Regions from separate parts of the Homo sapiens genome. Here all the other regions are linked to region 1. The links are chromatin contacts, found by Hi-C or POLR2A ChIA-PET in ENCODE. All regions are on one chromosome and are shown on one strand. Each heading gives the region's core, a stretch centred on a gene start or an enhancer-like site at or near the end of the contact. The rest is flanking DNA. Distances are from core to core; before and after follow the strand shown.

Region 1 (3,898 bases), core at 451-2,950:
TATAATCTTTTCTCCATTGGTCCATGTTCTGGAAGACTTGTAAAAAATGAATTTTACATTTATGTCTATATATCTATTTACATAAATGGTTAAAAACTCTACACATAATTCTAATATTCTTCTATTTTCATGCAATACTGTTGACACATACAGCCTATTAATGGCTGCATATAATGCATATATGTGCATTATATAGATGTACTGTAATAATTTAATTAATTCTCTTAAAGTAGACATTTAGAGTATTTCCATTTGGCTATGTTATTGAGATGCTGAAATGAACATTTTGTCCAAAGTGAGTGCCAGCTGTTTAATTATCTCCTAAGGATAAACTGCGAGGAGGAGGAATTGCTGGGTTAAAATGCATGTCCTCTTTTTTTCCCGAGACGGAGTCTCGCACTGTCGCCCGGGCTGGTGTGCAGTGGTGAGATCTCGGCTCGCTCCAACCTCCGCCTCCCGGGTTCAAGCGATTCTCCTGCCTCAGCCTCCCAAGTAGCTAGGATTACAGGCGCCCGCCACCACGCCTGGCTAATTTTTTGCATTATTAGTAGAGACGGGGTTTCACTATGTTGGTCAGGCTGGTCTCGGACTCTTGACCTCGTGATCCGCTCGCCTCGGCCTCTCAAAATGCTGGGATTACAGGCGTGAGCCACTGCGCCCAGCCAAAGTGCATGTCTCTTTTCAACGTTTGCCTTCTGGGCTAGGCGGCTTGGCTCATGCCTGTAATCCCAGCACTTTGGGTGGCCGAGACCAACGGATCGCTTGAGTCCAGGAGTTCCAGACCAGCCTAAGATAGGGAGATGCCATCTCTCTAGGAGGATCGCGTGAGCCCGGGGAAGTTGAGGCTGCAGTGAGCCGAGATCGAGCCACTGCACACCAGCCTGGGTGAGGGTAAGACCTTGTTTCAGTAAACAAACAAATAAATAAGTTTGCCTTCCGTAAGGTTTCTAATAACGTTTTTCTTCCATCCACAGATGTAAACCTGTTTCCCCATAGTCACACCAACAGTGGTCATTACCAAGGTTTTACATCTTTGCTAAACCGAGTAAAAAGAAAACTTGCTGTTTTCATTTCCATTCTTGTCTAATAATAGTTTAAACAGTTTTGTATATCCTTAGTGGCTATTTGTTTGACTTTTTTGTTTTTTGGGAGGCCTGTTCTAATATTTGCTCATTTTCCTTCTGGGGTTGTTGGCCTTTTTCTTATTGGCTTATTAAGCAACATAATTAATATATATTATGTCATGTATATATAAACAATCTTATCTTGCAGTTCCCTAGTTTGGCTTTTAACCTATCGTCTTTTGAGCTGCAGTTTCAACCCAGTCTGTACAGGAAGTAACAACTGTCCAGAAGAGTCTGAAAGCCCTTGGGGCCAGCAGCCAGTGAGCGGAACCAGCACGTCCTGACAGACAGGTTTGCCCCGTCCCTTCCCTCCCTCCCCCTCCCCCTCCCCTTCGCCTCCCTGTCCCTCTCCCTTTCACCCCTCTTCGGGACGGAGCCAAAGAATGCTCCGCCTGCGCGCGCCGCTTCCGTTGCCATAGTGGCCGGGGGCGGGAGGCTGGCGCCTCCCAGCTTCTGTACTCCGCGAAGCAAAACCTAGGGAGCTGAGGCCTAGGCGAGGCGAGAGTCGCCGGCGTGCGTAACGTTGGCGCACGTGACTCCGGCCCGGCCTACAGGGCGCGTGCGCAGTGGGACTTGAGTGCCTCCTGGTCCCTGTCTGCCGGCATTCGCGGCTGCGGGGCCCGGAGGTGGGACTGGCTTCCCGGTGCCGCGAGGGCGGGTCCGGACAGCCTTCCCCCCAGTCCGGCGCACCATCTCCCTGCCTTGTGGCTGGAGGCGCCGCGGACCCAAAGGGAGGGACCATCCCGGGAAGCAGCCCCGAGAGCGGAAGTGCAGAATGGCTTCCTCGAGAGAGTAAAGTGCAGCCTCTCCAGACACTGGGGCCCCAGTGGGCGTGGGCGAAGGTAATCCAGGCCTGGGTACGATTCCGGGCCCTCCTTCGACTTCCCAGCGGGTGAGCCAGGGGCTGGGACTGAGTTTCCTCCAGGTCAGGGACCGGGCCTCTGGAGTGGGGTTTGGGACTTACTTCACTAGATGAAATGAGATATGGGGTGCCCGGCCCAAAGTCAGCCCTGGATACTCACTGGCCGTTGTTTTCACAGTTGCTGGTAGGAGGAGTTGGCGGAAGCACTTGGAACTCCTTTATAAGTGTCAGCTGTGAGGTAAAAACTGTTGATGAGATCTTGTGGGTTTTGTTTTGGGTTCACTAATTTGGGCGGGGGCTACATAACTGCCTACTTGAGTTTGCAATATGAGAATGGTAATAGCGACCCACTTAGCAGAATTATGATGTCACAAAGCTCAAAGGACTGTTTAATGAAAGGCTCAGAGGATCATATACTGGAAAATTTTTCCACACACGCTGTAAGCCACATGCTTTTTTTTTTTTTTTTAAGTCATGCATTTAAGTGCTGGAGTGAAGTTGAGGTGCACTATTAATGACTCATATTCAGAACCTGAAGAGAGAGATCCCTTTTGTGCTAAGTATGATATCCACTCATTTATTCAGTAATACTGAGTGCTTACTGTGTACCAGGCAATGTCCAACTTCTTGGAATGGTCTATGTGTAAACAAAACAAAGATCTCTGTCCTGTGGAGCTTACATTCTAGTTTGGGGAAGACAAATAATAAACAGTAAACAAAAAGAAGGAAGTTATAGGTTGGAAGTACATGAGTACCATAGGAAAAAAATACAGCGAGGTAAGAGGCATGGGGAATGCAAGATGCAATCTTAGGTAGGCTTCACTGAGAAAATGACATTTGAGCAAATATTGGAAGGAGGTGAAGGAGTTAGCTGTGCTGACAGCTGGGGAAAGAGCATTCCAGGCAGAGGGACCACCAATGCAGAAAGACTTTTGTCTTGGAATGTGCTTGGTGTCTTCAGTGAACAGCAGAAAGGCCTGTTTGGCTGGAGTAGTGAGTAAGGGAGTAGTAATAAAAATTAGGTGGCAACACAGCAAAAGTATAGTCAGAACGGTGGAGTGTCTGAATCACTTAAGTTGTCCTCATGTGAAGGTAATTTCCTATTAGCTTAGGTAAGGTTTCACAGCTTAACTACAGCCGTTAATTAGTATGTGAAGTTAATGATTAAAATTAGACTTTTTCCGAAATAGAGTATAGATGAGATCTAAACATGGCTGTAGTTTCCAGCAAGCACAATGCGAATTAAGACAGAGGAGCTTGTTGAAAAAAACTTTTATATGCCCTTATTTTAAGATTTTAGTGAATGTGGAAACACCTCAGTTTTGTCTTCCTTTAGAAATTTGTCTAAATATAGCTCTACCAGTAAAAAAGAAACAAACAAAAAACAGGCATAGTGGCTGACACCTGTAATCCCAGCACCTTGGAAGGCCGAGTTGGAGGGATTGCTTGAGCCCAGGATTTTGAGACCAGCCTGGGCAACAGAGCAAGACCCCATCTCCACAATTTTTTTTTTAACTAACTGGGTGTGGTGGTGCACGTCTGTAGTCCCAACTCCTTTGGAGGCTGAGGTGGGAGGATCCTTTGAGCCTGGGAAGAGGTCAAGGCTGCAGGGAGCTATGACCTGTGCCACTGCACTCCAGCCTGGGTAGCAGAGTGAGACCCTGTCTCAAAAAAAAACTTTTTTTTAATATAAATATACCGTGGCAAACAAATGACTAAGAAGACACCTGTTACTTCAAGGAAATTACAAACTGGTAGAGTAGACTTGCAAATAATTTAAACAAAATAAGAAAGAATGAAAAAAGTGTGCTAAAAGAACAGTACAAAGTAAATGCTAAAAGAAACATCATCTGAATATTATTGTATGTATTACAGCAGTAGTTCCCTTTGTTTCTCATTTTGTCCTTGAACA
Region 2 (3,898 bases), core at 464-2,963, 170 kb before region 1:
ACAAGTCCTCACTCCTGATTTCTGACCCTAGAAAGAAGTGAAAACCAGAACTTATTGACAAGAGCAACGTAATCCCCAGCTATTACTCTGCCCAATCATTTTCTTAATGAACTCATTTTGGAAAACAGTGAAGATCAGGGTCAGGGCAAGGCAGAGAAGGGCACCTGGCCATGGTCACTGTCAAGGTCCAAGGCATAAGACATATCCTACCCTTGGGGACACACAAAGTAGGCTTCTGCCTAAGAGTTAGGGCTGGAGCCTTTGGACCATTGTCAACAACAAATGTTTATTGCTCTCCTTCTTTCTGCCAGTTATTCTCTAGCTGAGGATGATGATGTTGAACAAGATAGATACAGTGTCTGTTCCCTGCAGCCACCAGAGAAGACAGACATATAAATAAACTATCACCATTAAGTAAGTACACAGTGCTGTGATGGCACATAAATGAGTGTCCTGCCTTATTCTGGGTGATGAGGGAAGGCTTGCTTCCCATGCAAAATGGGATTTGAGCTCACACTTCCAGTAACAGTCAAGATGGAGGGTAGGAATGGGAAGGGAAGGGCATTCTAGATTTAGAGAACAGCATTTTTAGCATGTAGGGCTGAGGTAGAGTCAGGGAATGAATGGGAGTGATAAGAAGCCACAGAGGCAAGTGGGAGCCAAATACCAGTCTCCAGTGCAGCAGCGTTGGATGGATCAGAGCTGGAAGGAAGAAAAGCCCACATTACCAGGGTTAGGGGGTGTGTGAGGGGGTGGGGATTTTAAGGGTCGTCCAATCCAGTGGCATTTAGTACTGTCTCCCTTCCCCCAGGGCTCATTTTGGAATTTTATGGTAGGTATTTTGTTATATTTGGTGTCAGTGGTAACATTGCTACTAGCGTTGTGGATAGGAGCCAGGATCCTGCAATGTACAGGACAGTCCTGCCCACTGAAAAAATGTTCACACTTTCAAATGTCTTGCTGAACATTCAGGTAGGTGAAAATTCTATTTCTAAATTATCTGAATCTAAACCTGTTTTCTGGATAAACATGTATTTTTGCACAGTTTTAACATACACTGATCTTCCAGGAATGTAATTATTGTATAATCAAGAGACGATTGTCCTGTGTTTCATTCAGAACTTCACGAAAACATGTTTGCCATTTTGGATCATAATTTTGTGACTTTTGCAACAATGTAAGTCACAGCTTTGTGGCTGTGGCACTCAGACAACGTCTATGTGTAAAGGCGACCACCTTATTAGGTCTCCTGCAGCAGCCAAGACCAAACACATTGAAGTATGTGTTTTTAAACGACAGATGACGGTCCTCTTTTTTTTCTCTTTCATTACACTTAAGGCATAACATTAGTTTTTAATATGTAGGTGTGTATGTTATGTATGATTTTCTAGGCCATTATATATGAATATCAGGTCAGGAGAATAAGATGGACATTACAAACTATTTGTTAGAAAAAGGGGGCATTGGGTGTGACAGCGCGCCATCCACTGGTCCATTTCCAAGACTCCCACACGTGGCTGCACCTGCAGCTTCACCTCCCCGGGCTGGGTCCCCGCTTGGCTCTGATTCTTACCTGCCCCATTCCCCAGGGGTAACAGTCACCGTGGGCCAGACCCGAGCTAGCCGACAGGGATGCGGCCACAGCTGGCCGGGCGTGACCACCACCGAGGCGCAGCGACCTTGCTCCTAGAGAGGCCCGGCCGCCTGGTGACGCACTTCCGGCAGCGCCGGGGAGCAGTCCGCTACGGAGGTGAGTGCAGGGCTCCGGGCGCTGTGTGCCGTGCCCTGTCCCCCAGGCTCTGGGTCCGGTTGAGACGCACTCCCACCCTGGGTGCTGCAGGGTCTCCCGTGGCCTACGCTGCCAGGAGGCCCAGGCTGGGAGAGGGAGCAGGGCGGCGGCCCGGGGTGCTCTTCCGCGCTCCTCGACTCCAGCTTTGGTCTTTGTGGCTCAATAGCTTGCGCCCATTGGAAGGGGAAACGCACGTTGCTGTCCCAGCCACGAGGCCCTGAGCATTTAGCACTTGGTCGACGGGGGAAGATGTGTCGGTGCAGCTAAAAGATGGAATATTTGCGGGCGTGAAGCGGCCCGAGGTGATACCACAAGTCTTTTGACATGCTGAGGTCTGGCAGGAACATTAACCTATGTGCATCCCGAGTATGGACCGTGTGCTCCCAGGCTCCTGACATAGGGTCATGAATTAGGGCCGAGTGGGAGCGCAGAGCCCCTCCCAGTCACCCGGCAGCAGAAGCAGCCCGGCTTTTGGAGGACATTGTCTCCTGGAGCAGTGTCAGTCCCAAAAGGTAACTCAGCCCTGCTTCTCTCGGCTCAGGGTTGACAGTGACCTGGGAATGACTTCTACAACGTAATTACGAATTCACTCAGTTTTAGAATATATTTAGTAGTCTCAGAATCGCTAATTCATACCCCCATGAAAAGCAAATTTACTACCTAAAGTACAGTACTTGGATACAGGTCTTTTTGTCTTTACTCTTATGGTATTTAGTCAAAATACTGTTTTCCAAAGTTGCTTACCCCTTTTCTTTCCTACCACTTAAGTGTGGTTATGTTCACTGTAGTATAGTTAAGCACATTGGCTGTTCTTTGTATTACATTTTGGGTCCTCAATTTCACCCCATCCTTGCTGGTTTATATATTTATTTAAAATATATATTTATATGTTACATATATAGTAGTAAACATCCATGAACACACCACCCAATTAAGAAAGAGAAGATTGCCAGTACTGCTGAATTTATCAATGTGTTCCTCCTCCTCAACCCAACTCCCAGCCTCCAACCCCTAGAGGTAACAGTTATATTGACTTTTGTGTTAATTGTAGCCCTGTTATTTTAAAAAATAATTACATATGCATGTATCTGTAAGCAATGTACTTAAATTTTTTTTTTGAGCTTCATATAAATGGCACCATTGTGTGTATAAGTCATCTGGGACTCGCATAATTCAATGTTAAGTTTCCAAATTCATTCTGTGTGTAGCTTCTGGGTAATGTTCCATTGTAAAAACTGTATGAAAATTTATCGATGTATTTTCAATGGACATGTGGGTTGTTTTCAGTGTTTTGTTATTAAAATGTGCTGATAATATTTTTGTACGTACTTCCTACATATGAGAGTTTCTCTAGTGTGTAAGTTTTTAAAATTAGGCACAAATGTTGAATTATGTTAAACATCTTTGGCATCTGTTGAGATGGACAGTGTGTTTATCTTTCTTTGATTTATTAATGTGAAAAATATACTAATTAGTATCTTCGTGGGATAATCCTACTTACTCATGATGTATTTAATGAACTATTGGAGTCTATTCCTTGATAGAATTTTTGCATTAGAATTCATAAATGAGACTGGTCTGTAGTTTTTGCATCAGTATTGTGCTGGCACCATAAAAAGAATTGGGAAACTTACTTTGCTGTGCTCTGCTACGGTTTACATAGTGTTAGAATTACTCATTTCCGAAACATTGAAAGAATTTGCTCATGACACATCTGAGCTCAGTGTTTTGTGAGAGTTAGTTCTTCACTGGCCATCTTGGTTTAATTAGGTAAAAGTAATCAAGGATTATGTAGAAAATCTATATAATGTCATAACAGGAAAAAACCTGGAATCGTATTTAAAAAAAAAAACTATCCCCTTGGGAGGGAGCCAAGAGACCAAAGAATGCCTTGGACGAGTCCAGCTTGGCAAGTAGATGAGTTTATTAGGACTTACATACTTACTCCTGGATGGCAGCAGGACAGCTTTAGAGACCTGTGATGCCCCTCGTCTCTAAGTACTTTTTAGAGAATTTTCTGGCTGTTTGCCTACTGCATTTAAACGATGAGACTTTTCTTGGTAGGTTCTCATATACTTTCTAGGATGTTTACGTTCTTGCAAACACCTG
Region 3 (3,898 bases), core at 789-3,288, 140 kb before region 1:
TATTCCTATTAATCTGTAGAGATCATATAACAATTCAAAAAATCATAACTGTGTTTGAAAGATACATTAAAACATAAGGGTACAGAAAGTACAGCATAATAGAAGAAGATACTTTCTGCACAAATCAAAGAAAGTTGATGTTATATTAATATTAGACAACATACTAGAAAACAAAAAATATTTGAGATAAAGGGGAACATTTCATAAGTGTTCAGTTCAGGTTCAATTCATCAGGAAGCACAAGAATTCTGTTTTTATGTAGTTGTTATTGTAGCCTCAAAATACAAAAAGAAAAATCAACAAATTAGACAAATTTATATCTCACAGTAACCAGCAGTTCAAACAGATAAAAAATTTATAAGGGTACAGAAGCTTTGAATAACATGATTAGAAAACTTAGAACAAGGCGCCAGGCGCAGTGGCTCACGCCTGTAATCCCAGCACTTTTGGGAGGCCAAGGCGGGTGGATCACGAGGTCAGGAGATCGAGACCATCCTGGCTAACATGGTGAAACCCCGTCTCTACTAAAAATACAAAAAATTAGCCGGGCGTGGTGGCAGGCGCCTGTAGTCCCAGCTACTCGGGAGGCTGAAGCAGGAGAATGGCGTGAACCCGGGAGGCGGAGCTTGCAGTGAGCCGAGATCGCACCACTGCACTCCAGCCTGGGCGACAGGGCGAGACTCAGTCTCAAAAAAAAAAAAAGAAAACTTAGAACAAGGCACACAACCACTACAGAACACACCCCCACCCCACCCACATACACAGCATTTACAACGACCATATACCTGAGCCATAAATTTCAAAGGATTTAACTTTTACAGAATATATTATTTGACCACAATGCAATTAAGATATAAATAATAAAAATAAAACTAGAATTTTCCTATTTTGGAAATTAAATATGCTTCTAAATAACTAATAGAGAATAAACTACAAAATAAATAGAAGGTATTGTAATGAAAAATATGGAAGGATTCAGCTAGAGCTAGAATCAGAGCTTGTCATTCAAGCCACGCCTCATCCCCCTCTCCTAGATCTCTTGAGGCTGGGTGCTGACTGCCTCGGTCTTCCTGGCTCTTGGAAGCTGGGTCTGGGATGGAGGCGAGGGTGGAGACAAGGCCTTTCTCCTAGCAGAGGAAGGTCGAGGAAAAAAGAGATTGGAAGTGGTCTAGGAGGCTGATTTTCATAGATGTTGCAAGAGGAATTGACTCAATTTAGCTCTCACCAGCAACGCTTAGTGTCCGTTTGCCTACATTCATGCCAACAGTGCGTGTTTTCTCATTTGTGGAGGTTTTTGTTTTGTTTTGTTTTAAAACTGCTGGAGTGCAATGGTGTGATGAGGGCTCACTGCAGCTCCGACCTAAGCGATCCTCCCACCTCAGAGGTGCTGGGACTAGAGGTACTTGCCACCACGCCTGGCTATTTTTATTTTTTGTAGAAACAGGGTCCCATTATGTTGCCCAGGCTGGTCTCTAAATTCCCGGGCTTAAGCTATTCTCCTATCTTGGCTCTCCAAAGTGTTGGGATTACAGATGTGAGCCAATGCACCCGGCCTCATTTGTGGATTTTAATTCCTGGGAGAGGGGACAATAGCAGTTCCTGTGGCTGTGATCTGAGTTTCTTTTCGTTATGAGCAAGGGTGATTCATTCGCGAGTTGACCTTACCATGTATTTTATTTACGCGGCCCTGTGGCAGGGTCCCCTGCTCCTGTACACCTGGCTGTCAGGTGATGGCACATCCTTACCCTCTGGTCCTCGAGGGGCACATCTACTCTTTACCCATAGTTCAGAGCACTTTGCTGGGTGACATCCGCATATTTGCTGCAATTGTTACTCTCTGGTCCTTGAGGGACACACCTACTCTTTGCCCATAGTTCAGAGTGCTTTGCTGGGTTACATCCGAACATTTGCTGCATTCGTAGCACAACAAAACAGCTGCCCTCTCTGAGGCTCGAACTCAGGACCTTCAGATTATGAGACTGACGCGCTGCCCACTGCGCTAAGAGGGCCTCTGCTTAGACAAGCTTGCTACCTCCTGTAAGAAAATGCCTGCAGCCCCTTGCACTCGCGGAGTCATCTACGCAAGGTCGGGCTCTGCAGGCAGCAGCTTCTGGTCTCACCCCGGGCTTGTGCGCACACCTGGGGACATGTGGGAAGGTCGCTCTTGCGGCCACTGAGCGGCCTGGCCTCAGGGAACGAGCCCCGCGCCGGGAAGAAAGCTGCCTGCCGGGAGCGCAGCCTATTGGGGACCCGGGACCCGAGCCACCGCGGCTCACCAAGAGGCGGTGGGGCCCTGCGGTGCGTGTGGGACGCCGGGCAGGCAGACTCTGAGCACGGCCAGGTGGGGACAAGCTCCGAGGCGTGACCGGGCTGGGGCGCGGGGGAAGCGGGGGATGAGCGCCTGGGTCCGGTGCAAGCGGCGGAGGGTGGCAAGAACCGGCAAGCACGGGAGAGGAGGCTGCAAGGGGTGACCCCAGCTGGGGTCCTCCGTCTCCAGGGCGACGGCCTCTTGATTGGGCGGGAGATGGGCTCTCGTGGCTGCCAAATGCAGGGTTCCAGGGTGGACTGAGGCTGGAGCGTGCGACCTCAGCCGCGGGTGGGCGTCAGGGGCGACCCCGGAGCGAGGGGTGAGTAGGGCCCTGGGGAGCAGGAGAGCGCGGCAGGAGGGCAGGAGGGCAGAGAAGGGGTGTGGGGTGTGAAATCTCCAGGCCCAGGTCTAGGTCCTGGAGTCGAGGTGGGGGTGAGGTGGAAGCAGGGAGGGAAGGTTCCAGAAGATTCTTGGACGTGAATTCAGTCGGAAAATGGAGGGAAGAAATTATGGTTGCCTTGGACTTGCCAATTCATTTATTTATTTATTTGTTTATTTTGCATCCCGCGTTTTTCTTTTTCTCTCTTCTTTCTCAAATAATCTTGCTTCCTGGTTACACATAGGCCCAGAGGGTCTATGAAGGGCAGCAGAGTCGCACTGCTGGCTCCAAGCAGGGCTGTCCAATTTATTGTCACATGAAAAGATGACAGGAATAAAGGGTGCGGGGAGGGATGGGCGAGTGGATGGGTGGGTGGAGGGAGCTCTCCCCATCTCAAGATTCCCTTCTCACTGTTTCAGGGATGTTACTGCCCCAGGGAGTCTTCACCCCATCCCATTGCCCAAAAACCATTTTGGGTAAGATGACGACCTTGAACTTGCCAGCTTACTCATTCTCTAAGACCTTGTGGCATTTTTGCTTGTTTTTACCAGATAACCAATCATATATTTCACTACCTGATAGGACTAGTCTCTTCTACCCCCCCCCCCCCCCCAACACACACACACCTGCTCTTCTGATCGGGGTTTCGGTGCTCCTTTGGGAACTGGTTTCCGGTGATTTCTTGCACAGTGGTCACTCTGATTCTTTCTTCTCTGATCTCCTAGGGCACTTGGTGACTAGCACATCCCAGGGTTTGAGGGGGTTCTCAGTTGTTCTCTGTGTGTTAGTCCTGCCTTCTCCATTAGGCTGGGGCCTCTGCGATCCAGAGACAGGATCTGAGCCACCCCTGGGTGGGCCACATTCCACGTGCCCAGAGGTGTGGGGAAAGGGGGGCTCAGGATCCCACCCCCAAGCTGCCCTCAGCTGCTCTCACCATTCCAGGTTCAAAGCAGGAGGGAGAGTGTGAAGGGAGGAAGGAGCACTGCCCGAAGTCTGTGTCCTGGGTGCGTTTCTCTCTGCCACCAGCCAGCCTTGAATTTGGGGCTCCCCTCATGTTCATCTTGGGGCCATACACACTCGGCCCCGGGGAGCTGATGGTCAGGCAGCATCCCCAGTTGGGGTGGTTCCCAGATGCTTTGAAGAGCTGCTCAGCCAGAGAAGCTATAGAGGGAAGGAACATGGTTTGTTCTAGCAATCACTTTAAACATATT

The links. A loop is a pair of places that touch in the nucleus more often than their neighbours do. ChIA-PET counts read pairs that join two places held with the same protein, here RNA polymerase II (POLR2A). Pooled maps may share reads with other maps.
Region 2: a map of CD4-positive, alpha-beta T cell shows a loop between it and region 1 (5-fold over the local background). The contact joins the promoter of ZNF23 here to the promoter of CMTR2 in region 1. A Hi-C loop is called at or near these places in 5 of 168 maps with a recorded cell type or tissue (CD4-positive, alpha-beta T cell, gastrocnemius medialis, left cardiac atrium and 1 more), 8 of 37 single-sample maps with no recorded cell type and 19 of 50 pooled maps. POLR2A ChIA-PET finds 5 or more read pairs at or near these places in 5 of 52 experiments (A549, AG04449, IMR-90 and 2 more).
Region 3: a pooled map shows a loop between it and region 1 (3-fold over the local background). The contact joins the promoter of LINC02136 here to the promoter of CMTR2 in region 1. A Hi-C loop is called at or near these places in 3 of 50 pooled maps. POLR2A ChIA-PET finds 5 or more read pairs at or near these places in 3 of 52 experiments (RWPE1, WTC11 and activated CD4-positive, alpha-beta T cell).

Annotation. Positions count from the first base shown.
Region 1 is chr16:71,287,204-71,291,101 of GRCh38, reverse strand. CMTR2 (cap methyltransferase 2) reads left to right here and starts at 1,700. Exons shown (of 3, transcript NM_018348.6): 1 at 1,700-1,966; 2 at 2,165-2,224. It overlaps LOC102723786 (a long non-coding RNA gene), which reads right to left and starts at 2,302. Exons shown (of 4, transcript XR_933707.3): 1 at 2,147-2,302. RefSeq lists silencers at 1,428-1,497, 1,578-1,947.
Region 2 is chr16:71,460,062-71,463,959 of GRCh38, reverse strand. ZNF23 (zinc finger protein 23) reads left to right here and starts at 1,713. Exons shown (of 5, transcript NM_001381984.1): 1 at 1,713-1,750. LOC124903709 (a long non-coding RNA gene) reads right to left here and starts at 1,648. Exons shown (of 2, transcript XR_007065105.1): 1 at 668-1,648; 2 at 1-27. RefSeq lists enhancers at 1,595-1,754, 2,025-2,114.
Region 3 is chr16:71,424,604-71,428,501 of GRCh38, reverse strand. It overlaps LINC02136 (long intergenic non-protein coding RNA 2136), which reads left to right and starts at 2,038. Exons shown (of 3, transcript NR_146574.1): 1 at 2,038-2,341. It overlaps TRM-CAT2-1 (tRNA-Met (anticodon CAT) 2-1), which reads right to left and starts at 2,009; the gene lies at 1,937-2,009. RefSeq lists enhancers at 1,469-1,568, 2,120-2,620.